2 separate regions of the Homo sapiens genome follow, and region 2 is linked to region 1. The links are chromatin loops, found by intact Hi-C in ENCODE. Cell type or tissue: OCI-LY7. All regions are shown on one strand. Links, peaks and the distances in the headings refer to the core of each region. The heading gives the core; the rest is flanking DNA.

What was found. Hi-C counts contacts between places; a loop is a spot of excess contacts. Peaks named below come from ENCODE experiments on the same cell type or tissue, not always from the same donor. Only the 100,000 strongest peaks of a DNase experiment are listed, where the experiment ranks them.
Region 2: a loop joins it to region 1, with 4 times the contacts of the local background. A loop is called at or near these places in 4 of 110 quality-filtered maps.

The regions. Positions count from the first base shown.
Region 1 is chr3:120,413,183-120,421,517 of GRCh38, reverse strand. It overlaps FSTL1 (follistatin like 1), which reads left to right. Exons shown (of 11, transcript NM_007085.5): 3 at 5,491-5,595. LOC124900546 (a long non-coding RNA gene) reads left to right here. Exons shown (of 2, transcript XR_007096030.1): 2 at 1-4,281. It also overlaps the pseudogene BTNL12P. Among named protein-coding and RNA genes, the nearest start is that of MIR198, 22 kb to the right of the region's middle. RefSeq lists enhancers at 4,247-4,416, 7,149-7,831. In OCI-LY7, for the core only: CTCF peaks have their summits at 2,227, 2,434, 3,955, 4,158 (motif pointing right) and 1 weaker place; DNase peaks (open chromatin) are centred at 2,427 and 4,097; H3K4me3 peaks cover 987 bases; H3K27ac peaks cover 342 bases.
Region 2 is chr3:119,816,278-119,824,612 of GRCh38, reverse strand. NR1I2 (nuclear receptor subfamily 1 group I member 2) reads right to left here. Exons shown (of 9, transcript NM_003889.4): 9 at 6,126-7,545. The coding sequence ends at 7,401. It overlaps GSK3B (glycogen synthase kinase 3 beta), which reads left to right. Exons shown (of 11, transcript NM_001146156.2): 11 at 1-3,292. Among named protein-coding and RNA genes, the nearest start is that of NR1I2, 38 kb to the right of the region's middle. In OCI-LY7, for the core only: a CTCF peak has its summit at 3,417 (motif pointing left); a DNase peak (open chromatin) is centred at 3,422.

The sequences.
Region 1 (8,335 bases), core at 248-8,247:
AGCAACCAGCATCTCACCCCATACGCCCCACTGCAGACCTCCCCCTGCTCTCCCCAGTTCTGTGAATTCCTTTGTCCCCAGCTCCATGGTATTCTGTGTATATCTGAGGGGCCCTGGTGTTCCTGTGAAGTTTCCATGACTAATTCTGGCAAAGCAAAGAGAGCCTTTCTCACGTCAACAAAGCCACTCTGTCGCAGAATAGTGGCAAGTAGAGCCAAAATTCCACCTTGGCATAAGTAGAGCTGTTCTTTTTTAAAAGAGTTGGAAGGAGGAAAAGAATGGAGGGGACAGAGCCGGCCCACTTCATGTTAGTGAAATGATGGTATATTAAACTGACAGTTTTATGGCTTTGCTTATAAGCTTCCTTTCCTGCCAAAGCACACTGTTCTTCCAGAAATTATTTTACTTCAGAAGACTTTTTTTTAAACATTCAACGTGTATTTTATGTTCAGACTTAATTCTGGTTGGCCCAGAGACTCAGATGCACGATCACCTCTACTGGTAGTTTTGCAAATAACTTGCTTCTCCATTTGCTTGCAAAGATCTTTTTTGATTGCAAAAATCATTTCCATTTTTTAAGACCTTGGATTCAAGACATTTCCTGGCTTTGATTTGTAAAGAGGTAGAGTGGTTTAGTGGAAAGAGGCTGGGATTAAAGTCTGGAGACCTAGGGCCAGGCCTCAATTCTACAACTGTGAGATCTTGGACCAGTCACATGTAGCTGTGAGCCTCAGTTTTATTTTCACCATAGGATCTTAAATCTAGAAGGGCCTCAGAGGTATCCCCTGCCTGCCTATCTAAAAAGAATCAAAAATGACAGTAAAATTACAGATCAACCAGAATTGCTGTGCAAGTATGAATATTGCCATTCAATGGCTGACCGTTGCTCAGATACTTTCTACCTAGTAAAAAGTCAGGAATGTTCCCAGTCTGTCTTCTACCAAAGGGAGTTTGCAATGTGAAAATTAATGAGACCAAATCTCCAGAGCTTGGCTTGCAACACACGAAATGAAAACAACACGGAGACTGGTCAGGAAGATGATGCAGAAGGATAAAGCTAGAAATCTGATGTTTCTCCATTGCAGGCAGATATTTTGCTGATTTTTATCAATATATCTGAGTGTCCACACTTCCAAAACACACCCTCTACCCCCACTCAAATCAATTACATTCTCACAGGTACATTTAGACTTATAGGTTCATACTTTTGTGATATTGGACCTGCCTGTGACCTCATACTCCTAGAAAACATCCATGTGCCAATGTGGTTATCTACGCATACATGAAGTCCTCATACTGCTTTGGGACCTCATTCCTAAAATCATTACAGTGGTAGAACAAACACTTCTATTTGCAAGAACTGCATTGTACCTTGTGACCTCACCCTGTGCCAGCCCTTGGAACTGTCCCCACTCCCCAAAGCTCACTGCCTTGATTGTACCCCAAGAGGGAACCTTGAGGCTCTGGAGTCAGACTGGCCTTTGTTCTATTCCTGAGTCAGCTCTCACTAGTTATGTGGCCTCCATGCGTCACAGAGCTTTCCTGACTCTCCGATGCCTCTGCATCTGTTACATGGGACTAAAAATACAGAGACCTGCACAGAGGTTGTGAGGACAGAGATATCTGCAGAGCCTCACTCAGCTGAAGGTGCTAAAATTAACATTGGCCCTGGGTCCTAGGCCCTTGTCATCCCCGACTAGATTACAGTCTTAAACCTGGCCGGTTTTCCTGCTTGCAGCCTCTCTCCATCCAGGCTGCCTTGCACTTTGAATCAGAATTTCAGAAAGGACCCAACACAAATTAACATTCCAAAGCACCATATCCATCATGTTACCTACCCAATCCCAAACCTTCCAAGGTTCTCACTTCTCATAGTCGCTGTGGAGAGCCCCTCAGGTCAGCCATCGAGCGCCACCCCTCTCCCCATCATCACCTGCCACCCTGCTTCATCTCCCTCTTCCTCACCACGAGAAGGGTTGAACCCATGAGCATGTTCAACCCCTCTCAAGGTGTTCTTTTCCCCCACTCAGAATCAGTTTCTCAGTAGATGGGTAAGACTACCCACCACCCTAAGCAACTTTCTAGGCACCTCGGGGATGCACCTGACACTCCCACTCCCAGAGAAGATGAGGCTTGGAGAAGAGCTTTCAATGGCACAAAGCCTATCTCTCTGGAGAAAATTTTCTTCATTGTTGATTTCTGCATCAAAGCATGCCTGTGAATGGGGATCACTGGGGAGGGCTATGAGGCTGCAGGTGAGACCTCCCCCACATTGGTAGATCCCCCTACCCATGTTTTTGGAGCAGCCACCCTATTCTTCCACCTCCTGCACCACTTCTTGTTCCGAGGACAGAGCTGGGTGGAGCTGCAGGAGCCAACACTGCGCTTCTGCATTGCAGTGCTGGGCTGTGCAAGACAGAGAGAGATTGCCACCTATTGACAGACGTGTCACCTGCAAAGAGGAATGATTGTGTAACTAGTGGCTCCCCCCTTCTCTGTGTGCTCTTCAAACGGGCCTTTTGTTTTTTCCATTCAGTGAGTCCTTCTGTTCTCTATTATCACTGCAGTGCAAGGGAGGACAGGGAAAAACGGGGACATGACAGCCCAAGGTGGTAGTGACAGCATCTCAGTGGGAAAGTTGTCTGAAAATAAATTGCCCACTGTAGTAATAGCCACTTTCAGTTGTGTGGCAGGCACTGTGCTGCCTGCAGTACATCCCGTTTAATCCTCACAACAACCCTCTAAGAATCAGTACTCCCAGTTTTCACGAGGAAGCTGAGGTTTAAAGAGAGCACCTGGCCCACGACCAGCAAGTAAGGAATAGAGGTGGGATGTGGGTAATTTAAACCTAAATCTCTGACGCACTCTTAACGCACATTCTCCCGACACTTGCTAATTATGCAACTCACACCCCCATCATAATTTCCTTACGTCATCTGGATATGAAAATAAATCAAATATAAACTGCTTTCCCTTTGGGCAGAATTCTAGCTCTGCCACTTTCTAGTTATTTAAGCCTCTGCTCTCTCACCTGTGAAATGGGGCTAGTAATGATGTCTAACTTAAGGAGTTATTGAAGAGCTTAAATCACATATAATAAAAATAGTAGGATGCCGGATATTTATAAATGGGAGTTTAGTTATCAGTGGTTGAAGATACGAGTTGGAATCCTAGCTCCTCTCATTTCTAGCTTTGGAAACTTGGGCAAGTTATCTGACCTTTCTGGTCTTCAATTTCCTCATCTATGGAATAGGGTTAATAATAATATACCTATTCTTGCAGGGTTTCCCTATAAGACAAAATCATGTGTATGAAAACATTTTGTAAATTGTACTATTCAAATATTAGTTGTTATAACTCAAAAGTTATCTGTTTCTTCAAATGGATTTTTGAGAACTATTCCTGAAAAATGACTTGGTTTAATTCAATCCGTTTTTAATACTTACTAAAAACAACAATGTAAGTTAAAAGGAGGTTCCATACATGCCACAGGCTTTTCTGCAAGTAGCTCTATAAGGCATTCCCATGAATAACAGGTTTCATATGCAGCTTGTTTTACAGTTGGTACTTCCACATGTATCTCACTGAATCTCCGCAGGGCAGGGTTGGCATTTACCCCTACTTTATAGATGAGGACATGTGAGCCTTAAAGAATGAAAATTACTAGTTAAGGACAGAGACTAGTGAGTGGAGGTTTGTGGGTGTTTGCCTGTGGAGCTGTGTGCGGGTGTCTTTGAGTGCAGGCATGTGTCTGAGCATGCTTTTTTATGCATTTGTGTGTCCATAACTCATGGGAACAACTCGTCAGCAAAAACCTTTTCCTCTTCCTTTTTCGTGTTGCCTTACATTGTCAGGCACAGTTTCCACAAGAGGGCCCTGCCTGGAGAATATCCTTGATTTTTATCTCCACTCTCTGTTTAGGAAAACAAAAGCTCTCCAATCCCCGCGGACTTCTGGGAATTACTTCCTCTTTCTTCCCCGCCTGCTAGCTTTCTTGAATTCGCCTTAGCAACATTCAAAAAAGAATTGGTTTATCAACAGCATGTGAACCAATGAAATGTGAGCTGAGAACGGCTTCTAGACCAATGGGAGCCCTGCATGACCAGCAAGCTGGCTTGGGACAGAAAATAATGACCTGGAGTTTGCAGAGCAGCCTCTGGGTGGCAGCAGACTAGCTGTATTGGATACAGCACCTCAGCTCGAAAGCCTCTTCTTTCTTTTTGCTTTTTTCCCCTAATCTTGAGTATAAAACATTCACCAACTATAAGAATTGTACTGTTACAAGACTTGTGGGTGTGAGTTCTCTGCATAATGTGGTAGACATGGCCTGGAGGGTGGACTGTCTGGTTCCATCCCTGCCTTACCCCAGCCAGCCCCATGACCCCATCGTGCCTCCTGCAGTCTTTGTTGGTTTTGTCACAGCATCTAGCCCAGTAGCCTTGAGTCTGGAGGTCTTTCGTGATTTTGCCTGCCCAGCCAGTCAGGATGAGAAGCTGGGGAAATCACATTCTCCTTCATGCAACCACCACTACCCCTGGGTTGAGTGGTGAATGAGGTGGGGCTGGCTTTCTGCCACCAGTGAATGGGAGGGAAGGGATGAGCCACCAACAGATCAGTGCCTGTCAATACCCCCACATTCTCAGGTGGCATACACTGAGACCATTCCCTGCCTTGTCAGTTCTGCTGCACACGTCTGAACAGGGGAATGCCTGACTAGCAAATGATTTGAGAATAGTTCTACTTTCAGGCAGCTTCGCCCTCTTAATCTTGAAGACAGTGGCAGACATGGGTAGGGGCTAAATGGGACCATAGCAAAAATAGCGAATCCACGTTTCCAATGGTTTAGCCATCCTTCTTTTGCCCTTTGAGATGATAATGCCTAGAACACCATTCAGTCAGGTTTGGGTCCTTCAGATAGTCATAGTTCTGTACAATGTTTCCATTTCTGCCTGACTTACTCCTCTCACCCTTTAAGAATCAGTTAAGACCTAGTATCTTCAGAAAGTATCCTTTGAAAAATTCTCACCCTCTTCCTCCCCTCCAGCTCCCTGGTGATCCTGTTCTTGCACTTCCTGTGTTGTTTTCCAAATGTCTCTTTCTTTGTGAGTTTCCTCTGAGAGTCATGGAGCTTCCTGAGGACAGGGTCTGTCCTTTGTATCTCCATCTCAGCGTAGTGTTGGCATAAAATTGGTGCTCAACAAGCATTTTTAGAAGAAAGGAAGCATGCAAGAAAGGAACTCTTGCTCTTTGAGAAACATATTAGGGACTCAGAAGTACCTGAACCTGGGCTGAAGCAGTATCTGGGAGTAGGGCACTAGCTGTTGGAGGCAACGTCTCCAACAGCTGTTTAAGACCCAACATCTAGCTGTTTAAGACCATGAGCCATGACTCCAGAGCAAAGCCCAAGCCTGAAAGATAATCTCATTATGGGCTCATTCCATAATGGGTTCATCTCAGTCACACGGTTTCCTTTATGATTGTATGTTTTAGGAAGAGCTAAGGAGCAAATCCAAGATCTGTGCCAATGTGTTTTGTGGAGCCGGCCGGGAATGTGCAGTCACAGAGAAAGGGGAACCCACCTGTCTCTGCATTGAGGTAAGTCCTGATGTCGGGAGCCAGAGGACAGTGGCCAAGGCCAATGTGGTACCTTGCGGAGCCACCCATCAGCAGGCAGTGCCAATGATTTCATTCTCTTTATAAAAGCATTCTTCATCCCCCTGAAAAACGTGGAATTCTTATTCCAGATTCCTGATTTTTAAAGCATGGATATTTTTTCTTTTAAAAAAATTTAGCTTTATAAGATTTTTTAATTAAAAAATAAGAATTGTTTTATATAAGTCAAATAGTACAGACATTTACACAAGCATAAAATTATAATCTTCCCCCATAACCCTTCAATCCCTTAGTCTGAAGTAACCAGCGTTAACAATTTGATACATGTTCCACATGTTTTTCTTTTCTATGTTACTATAAGCATAGGGTTTATATGCTACTGTAGACATAATGGTTCCCCCTATTTTATGCAAAAATGGGATCATGATATGGATATAGATATATACAGTTTGTATTCTTTACTCATTAATTTATCAGGGACAACCCTCTAGATCAGCACATATACTTTTAACTCATTTAACTCATTGTAGTGGCATAATGTTTAGTAATATAAAAGAACTAGATTTATTCAATCATTTTCCCATAGATGGACATTCAGTTGGTTCTTTGGGTTGTTTACCACTATAACCAATAACATCCTTGTGCAAATACCCTTATATGCCCCTGCCTTTATTTCTGTAGCATTGATTGACACCAGGGCTTGCTAGGTCAGAGGATATGCAAATTTTTAAAAACAGTAGATGAGATGCAGGGTTTTTTTTTTTTAATGTTTTTTTTTTTTTGAAAAACAAACATGAATATGTATTTATTCCATTGTATAAAAGCAATAATTTAGAAATTAAAAGAACGTTGCAGAGATCTCTAAATAGAGCTAAAGATTTTTTTTCTTTCTTTTTTTTTTAATTTATTTATTTTTTATTGATAATTCTTGGGTGTTTCTCACAGAGGGGGATTTGGCAGGGTCATAGGACAATAGTGGAGGGAAGGTCAGCAGATAAACAAGTGAACAAAGGTCTCTGGTTTTCCTAGGCAGAGGACCCTGCGGCCTTCCGCAGTGTTTGTGTCCCTGGGTACTTGAGATTAGGGAGTGGTGATGACTCTTAATGAGCATGCTGCCTTCAAGCGTCTGTTTAACAAAGCACATCTTGCACCGCCCTTAATCCATTTAACCCTGAGTGGACACAGCATATGTTTCAGAGAGCACAGGGTTGGGGGTAAGGTCACAGATCAACAGGATCCCAAGGCAGAAGAAGTTTTCTTAGTACAGAACAAAATGAAAAGTCTCCCATGTCTACTTCTTTCTACACAGACATGGCAACCATCCGATTTCTCAATCTTTTCCCCACCTTTCCCGCCTTTCTATTCCACAAAGCCGCCATTGTCATCCTGGCCCGTTCTCAATGAGCTGTTGGGCACACCTCCCAGACGGGGTGGTGGCCGGGCAGAGGGGCTCCTCACTTCCCAGTAGGGGCGGCCGGGCAGAGGCGCTCCCCACATCTCAGACGATGGGCGGCCGGGCAGAGACGCTCCTCACTTCCTAGATGTGATGGCGGCCGGGAAGAGGTGCTCCTCACTTCCTAGGTGGGATGGCGGCCGGGCAGAGACGCTTCTCACGTTCCAGACTGGGCAGCCAGGCAGAGGGGCTCCTCACATCCCAGACGATAGGCGGCCAGGCAGAGACGCTCCTCACTTCCCAGACGGGGTGGCAGCCAGGCAGAGGCTGCAATCTCGGCACTTTGGGAGGCCAAGGCAGGCGGCTGGGAGGTGGAGGTTGTAGCGAGCCGAGATCACGCCACTGCACTCCAGCCTGGGCACCATTGAGCACTGAGTGAACGAGACTCCGTCTGCAATCCCGGCACCTCGGGAGGCCGAGGCTGGCGGATCACTTGCGGTTAGGGGCTGGAGACCGGCCTGGCCAACACAGCGAAACCCCGTCTCCACCAAAACCAGTCAGGCATGGCGGCGCAAGCCTGCAATCGCAGGCACTGGGCAGGCTGAGTCAGGAGAATCAGGCAGGGAGGTTGCAGTGAGCCGAGATGGCAGCAGTACAGTCCAGCTTCGGCTCAACATGAGAGGGAGACCGTGGAAAGAGAGGGAGAGGGAGGGGGAGGGGGAGAGGGAGAGGGAGTTTTTTTTTTAATGTTTAAAAAACAAAGAGAGCCTTTGATAAATACTTCTTTTGTAGGCTGGATTCTGACAAGTTCTGCCACTAAAGTGAACATAAATACCTTGGACATTCTGTTTTCTGTCAAAACAACCCATAGCCTGGAAACACGTCTTTCTGCAAATTAAATACAACCAATTTAGTCCCCAGGTTAAGGATCCTGATTTGTTGCCCCAGAAAGGAAGTTTTCTAACTCAGAAACCTAAAAGCCAGATCCTACTGGGGATCCATTAGCTCTGGGAGGTCCTCACTGGCAGTGTACCTGGCCACAGTGTGGTGGCATAAGCCTGGACTTAGGATCTAGAAACCTGATCCTAAAAATTGTACAACTAGATGTGGGTGAGCTGAGACCAAACCTGAGGTCTCAGGAGATGCTGTGAAGACAGTGCCCACATTTGGTTTTGCCCGTTGCCCAGCACATAGTGAGCACTCCATAATAAATATTGGTTCACTGAAATTTGTGTTTTTGGTATCCTCAACTAAAACTGGAAAGGTTGGGCTGCCATCCACTTCCAGTGCTCTGTGCTTCTTTTTACCATCTGCTCTTTCTTGTTTCAG
Region 2 (8,335 bases), core at 192-8,191, 600 kb after region 1:
TAGTGGCGTTGATAGACCATTTTCAGACAGAATTTATAAAGAATCTGAAAAGGCAGGTCTGTGATAGAGAAATGGACCTGCATTCAGATCCAACTGCCCAGCAAGCGTTTGGATGCAGACACTGCTCTGGACGTGGTATACTCCCCAGAGTCCATAAAAATCAGTGCTTATTTTAGGAAACAGGTTGCCCCCCACAACTGGGGTAAAAGAAGAGAGAAAAGTCACGCTTTTCTCTCATTTCATTGTGTGTGCATGTGTGCGTGTGTGTGTGTGTGTGTGTGTGCTGAGATGTGTGATTTTTCTTTCTCAAGGATCATGGTGGGATCACAGAACTCTTTTATACAAGTGAGATCCAGGTCTCTGAATATCTTTTTGTATATAATAATAATAAAAAGCTCCTCACCAAATTCAAGCTTGTACATTATATTTTCTTTCTGTGTTTTTAAATTTAAGTTTTATTGTTTTGTATGTAAATATGTGGACCCAGGAACTGTTATTAATGAGCAAAAAGTTACTGTTCAGGGCAGTGATTCTGTTTAATAATCAGACAAAATGTAGACGAGCTTTTTAAAGCCATATAGTTTTAACTCTGTACAGTAGGTACCGGCCTGTATTATTGTAACAATAACTCTAGCAATGTATAGTGTATCTATATAGTTTGGAGTGCCTTCGCTTCCATGTGTTTTTTTTTTTAATTTGTTCTTTTTTAAATTTTAATTGGTTTCCTTTATCCATGTCTCCCTGTCCACCCCCTTTCCCTTTGAAATAATAACTCACTCATAACAGTATCTTTGCCCCTTCCACAGTTAAGTTTCAGTGATACCATACTCAGGAGTGGGAAGAGGAAATCATATTCGTAATTTCATTTCGTTGAAGCCCTGCCTTTGTTTTGGTTCTGAATGTCTTTCCTCCTCGGTAGCAGTGAGACCGGTTTCATTTCATACTTAGTCCATTCAGGGACTTAGTGTAGCACCAGGGAGCCCTAGAGCTGGAGGATATCGAATAGATTAAATTTTGCTCGTCTCTTCCACAAGCCCTAACCATGGGTCTTAAAAACAGCAGATTCTGGGAGCCTTCCATGCTCTCTCTCTCTCCTCTTTTATCTACTTCCCTCCCAAATGAGAGAGTGACAGAGAATTGTTTTTTTATAAATCGAAGTTTCTTAATAGTATCAGGTTTTGATACGTCAGTGGTCTAAAATGCTATAGTGCAATTACTAGCAGTTACTGCACGGAGTGCCACCGTGCCAATAGAGGACTGTTGTTTTAACAAGGGAACTCTTAGCCCATTTCCTCCCTCCCGCCATCTCTACCCTTGCTCAATGAAATATCATTTTAATTTCTTTTAAAAAAAATCAGTTTAATTCTTACTGTGTGCCCAACACGAAGGCCTTTTTTGAAAGAAAAATAGAATGTTTTGCCTCAAAGTAGTCCATATAAAATGTCTTGAATAGAAGAAAAAACTACCAAACCAAAGGTTACTATTTTTGAAACATCGTGTGTTCATTCCAGCAAGGCAGAAGACTGCACCTTCTTTCCAGTGACATGCTGTGTCATTTTTTTTAAGTCCTCTTAATTTTTAGACACATTTTTGGTTTATGTTTTAACAATGTATGCCTAACCAGTCATCTTGTCTGCACCAATGCAAAGGTTTCTGAGAGGAGTATTCTCTATCCCTGTGGATATGAAGACACTGGCATTTCATCTATTTTTCCCTTTCCTTTTTAAAGGATTTAACTTTGGAATCTTCCAAAGGAAGTTTGGCCAATGCCAGATCCCCAGGAATTTGGGGGGTTTTCTTTCTTTTCAACTGAAATTGTATCTGATTCCTACTGTTCATGTTAGTGATCATCTAATCACAGAGCCAAACACTTTTCTCCCCTGTGTGGAAAAGTAGGTATGCTTTACAATAAAATCTGTCTTTTCTGGTAGAAACCTGAGCCACTGAAAATAAAAGAGACAACTAGAAGCACAGTAGAGTCCCAGACTGAGATCTACCTTTGAGAGGCTTTGAAAGTAATCCCTGGGGTTTGGATTATTTTCACAAGGGTTATGCCGTTTTATTCAAGTTTGTTGCTCCGTTTTGCACCTCTGCAATAAAAGCAAAATGACAACCAGTACATAAGGGGTTAGCTTGACAAAGTAGACTTCCTTGTGTTAATTTTTAAGTTTTTTTTTCCTTAACTATATCTGTCTACAGGCAGATACAGATAGTTGTATGAAAATCTGCTTGCCTGTAAAATTTGCATTTATAAATGTGTTGCCGATGGATCACTTGGGCCTGTACACATACCAATTAGCGTGACCACTTCCATCTTAAAAACAAACCTAAAAAACAAAATTTATTATATATATATATATATATATATAAAGGACTGTGGGTTGTATACAAACTATTGCAAACACTTGTGCAAATCTGTCTTGATATAAAGGAAAAGCAAAATCTGTATAACATTATTACTACTTGAATGCCTCTGTGACTGATTTTTTTTTCATTTTAAATATAAACTTTTTTGTGAAAAGTATGCTCAATGTTTTTTTTCCCTTTCCCCATTCCCTTGTAAATACATTTTGTTCTATGTGACTTGGTTTGGAAATAGTTAACTGGTACTGTAATTTGCATTAAATAAAAAGTAGGTTAGCCTGGAAATGAAATTAAAATTCACAAGTGTGTGGTCTTTATTTCAGTACCCAACCCTCTTCCTTCACCCTACTATTTTGCCGCTGCAATATGTAGTCACATCACCATTTCCATTCCTCTAATTAGGGAAACATTAATCTTTGTTATACAGAACAAGATATCAATACCACTTCTTGTTCTTTCCAATGATTTTATTCCATTGTGTAGCCCCAAGAGGTGCAGCTTCCACCTTGGAAACCTTTGGATTTGATGTAGAGGAAGCTTTGCAGACACTGCTTAGAAAAGAAAGAAAACAACTCTGAAAGGGACAGTTTTTAAATGTGTATAAGCTGCTGTCTTTGATTACTGTGTTCATGATTTGGTGTGGCTGTATTTTCTTTTAACTTTCATCCTATTAGTAATGGTCTTTGGGGGTCTCTGTAAAATATATGGACACCACGAACAGTGGGGCTGTACCTCCCAGGTAACCAACACATGTTGTGTTTGAGTCTGCTCATTTCCAATACTGGATGATGTATGTAAACATGTTATGTCTCTTAGTGCAAAAAGAAACATCATTTTTTTAGGGCTGGCTCACTCTGTCAGGCCTAATCTAAAGGCTAGATATAAGGTCATGTGACTGCTGCTTCAATAAAAACAAATTTATATTCGATAAAGTGTGGTCCTCTTATTTATTTACTGTGGTGGTGGGGTTGGCTAATTCCAACATTGGTAAAACAGTTAAACACATTTAACCAGTAGGGGCGGCAGGGGAGGATTGGATTAGCAGAAACAGAAGTTACTTGTGCGATGCGCCTCCTGCTGGCACTGAAGTGCATTTGTTTGGGATTTGCTGCTGTCTTGCATAGGTTCTGGGATTGAGTTAAATATTGTGTTAGTGTCCTGCAAGACCTTTTAATTTAGAATCCTGAAAGACTGCCTTTTTAGTTTCTTTTCTTTTTTTTTTTTTTTTTTGAGACGGAGTCTCGCTCTATTGCCCAGGCTGGAGTGCAGTGGCGCGATCTCCGCTCACTGCAAGCTCCGCCTCCCGGGTTCACGCCATCTCCTGCCTCAGCCTCCCGAGTAGATGGGACTACAGGCGCCCGCCACCACGCCCGGCTAATTTTTTGTATTTTTAGTAGAGACGGGGTTTCACCGTGTTAGCCAGAATGGTCTCGATCTCCTGACCTCGTGATCCGCCCACCTCAGCCTCCCAAAGTGCTGGGATTACAGGCGTGAGCCTCCGCGCCCGGCCCCTGCCTTTTTAGTTTCTAAGTCTTTCCAAAAAGTACTGACCAAACAGTCCTTCGGGATCATATTTCAGGAGAGCAGTGATGGTAGATGTCATTTCGTTTTTTTTTGTTTTGTTTTGAGACAGAGTCTTTCTCTGTCGCCTAGGCTGGAGTGCAGTGGCGCAACCTCGACTCACTGCAACCTCCGCCTCTCGGGTTCAAGTGATTCTCCTGCCTCGGCCTCCTTAGTAGCTGAGACTACACCACGCCCGGATAATTTTTGCATTTTTAGTAGAGACAGGGTTTCACTTTTTTGGCCAGGCTGGTCTTGAACTCCTGACCTCAAGTGATCCGCCTGTCTCAGCCTCCCAAAGTGCTGGGATAACAGGCATGAGCCACCGTGCCCAGCCGGTAGATGTCATTTAGAAACGTGTTCTAGGAAGGTAGTGAGGAAAGGAGAGATTAGCTTTTAGATCCCTGTCATTGAGAAGTTTGTGAAAGGAAGTAAACAGAAGTGTTGGGATGGTCACACATTTCTCAAGTGTAGGAATATTTCACTCATCACCACCATCAGATTTAGGAGAGCTGAAGGACATAAAGGGAAACCTACCAGGAAAAAACAAGCTGCCGTGGAAGATGGCATAATGAGGCCCACAAGTTAGGAGTCAGGAGCTGGGAAGCCATGGATAATCATACGTATGTTTCTCCTTACATCCTCTTTCTCCAGAAGGGAGTGGCCACTCTGGCCCTTCCCACAGATTTGTCATCAATGTCAAGACTTAATTAGACAAAGTTCTGGGCTAGGTAGAGAGAGGCTGTTGAGTGGCCCTGACTAATGAGGGGGCAGATGGTAGCAGTAGCTTGCTTAGGTCTTTTGCCCTGAGCTTTGGAGACTGACTCCATCCTCTCCTCACTGACCCAGAAAAAAAAAAAAAAAAAAAAAGTGGTCACAAGGATGCCTAAAAACTGATGCTTAGTTCTGTTTACTCAAAAGTTCAGGGAAGGGAGTAAAGAAGAAACTCAAATGTTGGAGTAGGAAGGTTAAAATCTGGCTTCTAGTCCCATAAACTTGTGATCCACAGACCTACTGAAAGGAAGTACCCTATGTGAACTCTTCAGGGCATCTAACATTGAATCTTTCTTCACTCTTGAAATACATTTAGTTTTTATAATCTATATAAATTATATGTACATATCAATTCAATGTTTGGAGAACTACCCTGGAGTTTTTAAATCAAGACTGGGAGATGGAAATTTGCCCTCCATTCCATCTTAACCTCACCTTACCCTGTCCTACAGCTTACAACAGTTTCAGGCTCTTGAACAAATAGCACTCGAATCATTTCAGTAAGGAAAGGGAGATGCATATGATTTATGAATACACTGGAGTGAAATCTATCTTTCCAAATTAGAAATTTGTATTTCTAATTATAAATGGATTCATAATTAAAATTCCTGGGAGCAAAAGCTGCATTCATTGAGTTTGGAAAGAGAAGCTCTTTTTTTCCCTCAGTATCTTTTCTAAAAATAAGTGCTCCCTATATCTCCTTAATGCAGAAAAATCTGGTAAAGTCAGAGGGATGACAGAATATGTTTACTTGCTTTGATTTATATTACTGATGATTTACCATGTTCTCAAAGTTTGGCCTGCTTCTTGTAAAATGTCAAAAGCTAAGTAATTATCTGTTCTTTAAAATTCAGTTACTGTGAAGTTTCATTTGAATGAAATATTAGACATTTAAAATTAATTCCTACTTTTTTTTTTTTTTGAGACAGAGTCTCGCTCTTTCCCCCAGGCTGGAGTGCAGTGGCACGATCTCAGCTCACTGCAACCTCCGCCTGCCTGGTTCAAGTGATTCTCCCGCCACGGCCTCCCAAGTAGCTGAGACTACACGTGCCCAGCACCACACCTGGCTAATTTTTTGTATTTTTAGTAGAGACGGGGTTTCACTGTGTTAGCCAGGATGGTCTCGATCTTCTGACCTTGTGATCCGCCAGCCTTGGCCTCCCAAAGTGCTGGGATTACAGGCCTGAGCCACCTCGCCCGGACTACATTTTAATTATGGTATGCACATATGTTAAACTTTTATACAGAACAATCATTTTATAAGTAAGCCAAGTTAAATAATTCATTTTTATGTTCTTACGCCGGAGTCTTCAGATTTATACAGGATAATAATAAAATAAGTAGTAAAAATATGTATGCTTGCGTATGTTTCTATTTCCACACCCCCACATTATTTTCCCCAGAAAAAAGCCAAAAAAGTTTACCCCTCTAGCCAAAAGTACATTATTTAATTCCTTTTGCCTTGATTTGACATTAAACCCAGGGCTACATTTCCCAAAACTAGTTCTTAGGTGTGGAATGCCTTATATAAAGTATAATTTGTGAAAATGCAAAAAAATTTTTACTCACAAGTGGCTATAAACAAGGCAGGCACTTTCATACCCTTTAGCTTTGAGAATAGATGTGTACACAGAAATATAAGGTGCATGTAAATGGTTCTTCTCCGGTGTGTTTAACTGATTGTCAGCGTAGCCTTGTCACAGAGCATACCCAGCATTCCAGCCCCAGGAACAAACCCAGGCCCCATCAAGTGGCAAACAGACCTACCTACACCAAATCACACACACGCACTCACAGCTGCAGTTTGTGCCCTTGCTCCTACAGACTCATGTCCTTGGGAACCTTCACTTGGGTACCCAGTGCCCGCCATCACAGCTCAGCATCCACACAGGGAAATTCCTTGTGCTGCTTTTGTCACTTATCATTTCTCCTTTTGATCCAAATCGTTTGTGTTTCTGTTTGTTTTTTTAACTATAAACTCTGTGAGCTCAGGATCTATATCTGAGTCAATGCTGTATACCCCACAGCAGGCTACCTATTATCGGTGCTTAATAATGTGTTCAAATGGATGCAGAGACACAGAATGATGTGGCCGGAATGAGGTCATGCCAAGCTTCTGACATTTGGTGCAGGCCTCCTGGCTTCTCATCTCTCTAGAGGACTCCCACAGATACTCATGCGCCTGCCGATGAGTACAGGCCTGGAGCCCACAAAGCAGCTCGGAAGAGGAGGGGAACGAGTGGGAAGTGGGAGACAGGACTATTAGAGGTAGCAATGAAAAGACTCAGGAAGCGAACAAACGTGGGTATGTGGGCATAGACCCCAGATGGCCCATCCTTGGTCGCTTGGTCCCTTCCACACCTTGACACTTTAGTGGGATCTGAGGGATTTCTCCCCAGACCACAGGGCCTTTTAAAAGGAAAGGGCAACCTTGCCTCTCTGATGGTCCTGACCTACAGGTCAGTGCACTCTCCACGTAAGAGTCTGTGGCTTCACTCCCTACAGACTGAACTGGGGGTGGGGGGCACCCATGTCCTTCCTGAGGAATGCTAGCCAGCTGTCATAGCAGGAATTCCCTAGGGAGACAGGCCAGCAGGGCATTGTCGGCTCTTGGCAGTGTCCATCTGTCTTGGCCCGGGAGTGGCGGCTCAGAGGGCTCTGGGTCTGGCTGCCTCTCGGAGGTGTCACCCAAGGGCAGCCGCTCAGCTACCTGTGATGCCGAACAACTCCTGCATGAGGGGCGTAGCAAAGGGGTGTATGTCCTGGATGCGCAGCAGCCGCTGGGTGTGCTGAGCATTGATGCTGCGGAGCTCGGTGAGCATAGCCATGATCTTCAGGAACAAGAACCTGCATGCCAGCCAGAGAAAAGATTGTGGGTGCAGCCCGCCCTGACCCACAAGCCTCAGGGCTGCTCTGAGGCTGCACAAGCATAATCTCTGGACATTTCAGGTCAGCCAAGAGACAAGGCTTGGCTGAATTCCGTAAGCTTCTCTTTTACCCTGTAGATGAGAAAGGCAGAACAGCCTGCCCAATACTCTCCCCACTCCCATCCCATTCATGGGAGCTGTGTCTTTTTTTTTTTTTTTTCTTTAAAGGGACAGGATCTCGTTCTGTCACCCAGGCTAGAGCATGATGGCACGATCATGGACTCACTGCAGTGTCAAACTCCTGGACTCAAGAGACCTCCAGCCTCAGCCTCCTGGGTAGCTAGGACTAGAGCACATGCCACCATACCTGGCTAATTTTTTAAAATTTTTCTAGAGTTGGGGTCTGGCTATGTTGCCTAGGCTGGTTTTGAACTCCTGGCCCCAAGGGATCCTCCTGTCTTGACCTCTCAAAGTGCTGGGATTATAGGTGTGAGCCACGACACCCAGCTGCGGGAGTTGCATCTTTGTACACAGAGACTTCCGTGGGAAAATGTAGATATTGCAGCTACCAGTTTGGGGGTGTGGGGCTGTCACTGCCTTCGTTAATGTCCAGGGGCCAGGACTGAGCAGAGTCGTTGTGGAGGTTAGGGGCTGCAGGCTGGAATCCCTTCCTGGAACTAGCTTTGGATCTAGTGTCTGAGATGTACCATATGCCTCAGTATCCCCATGATGGAAAAGAAAGTTGGCACTTCCAGCCTCCTGCCTCCATA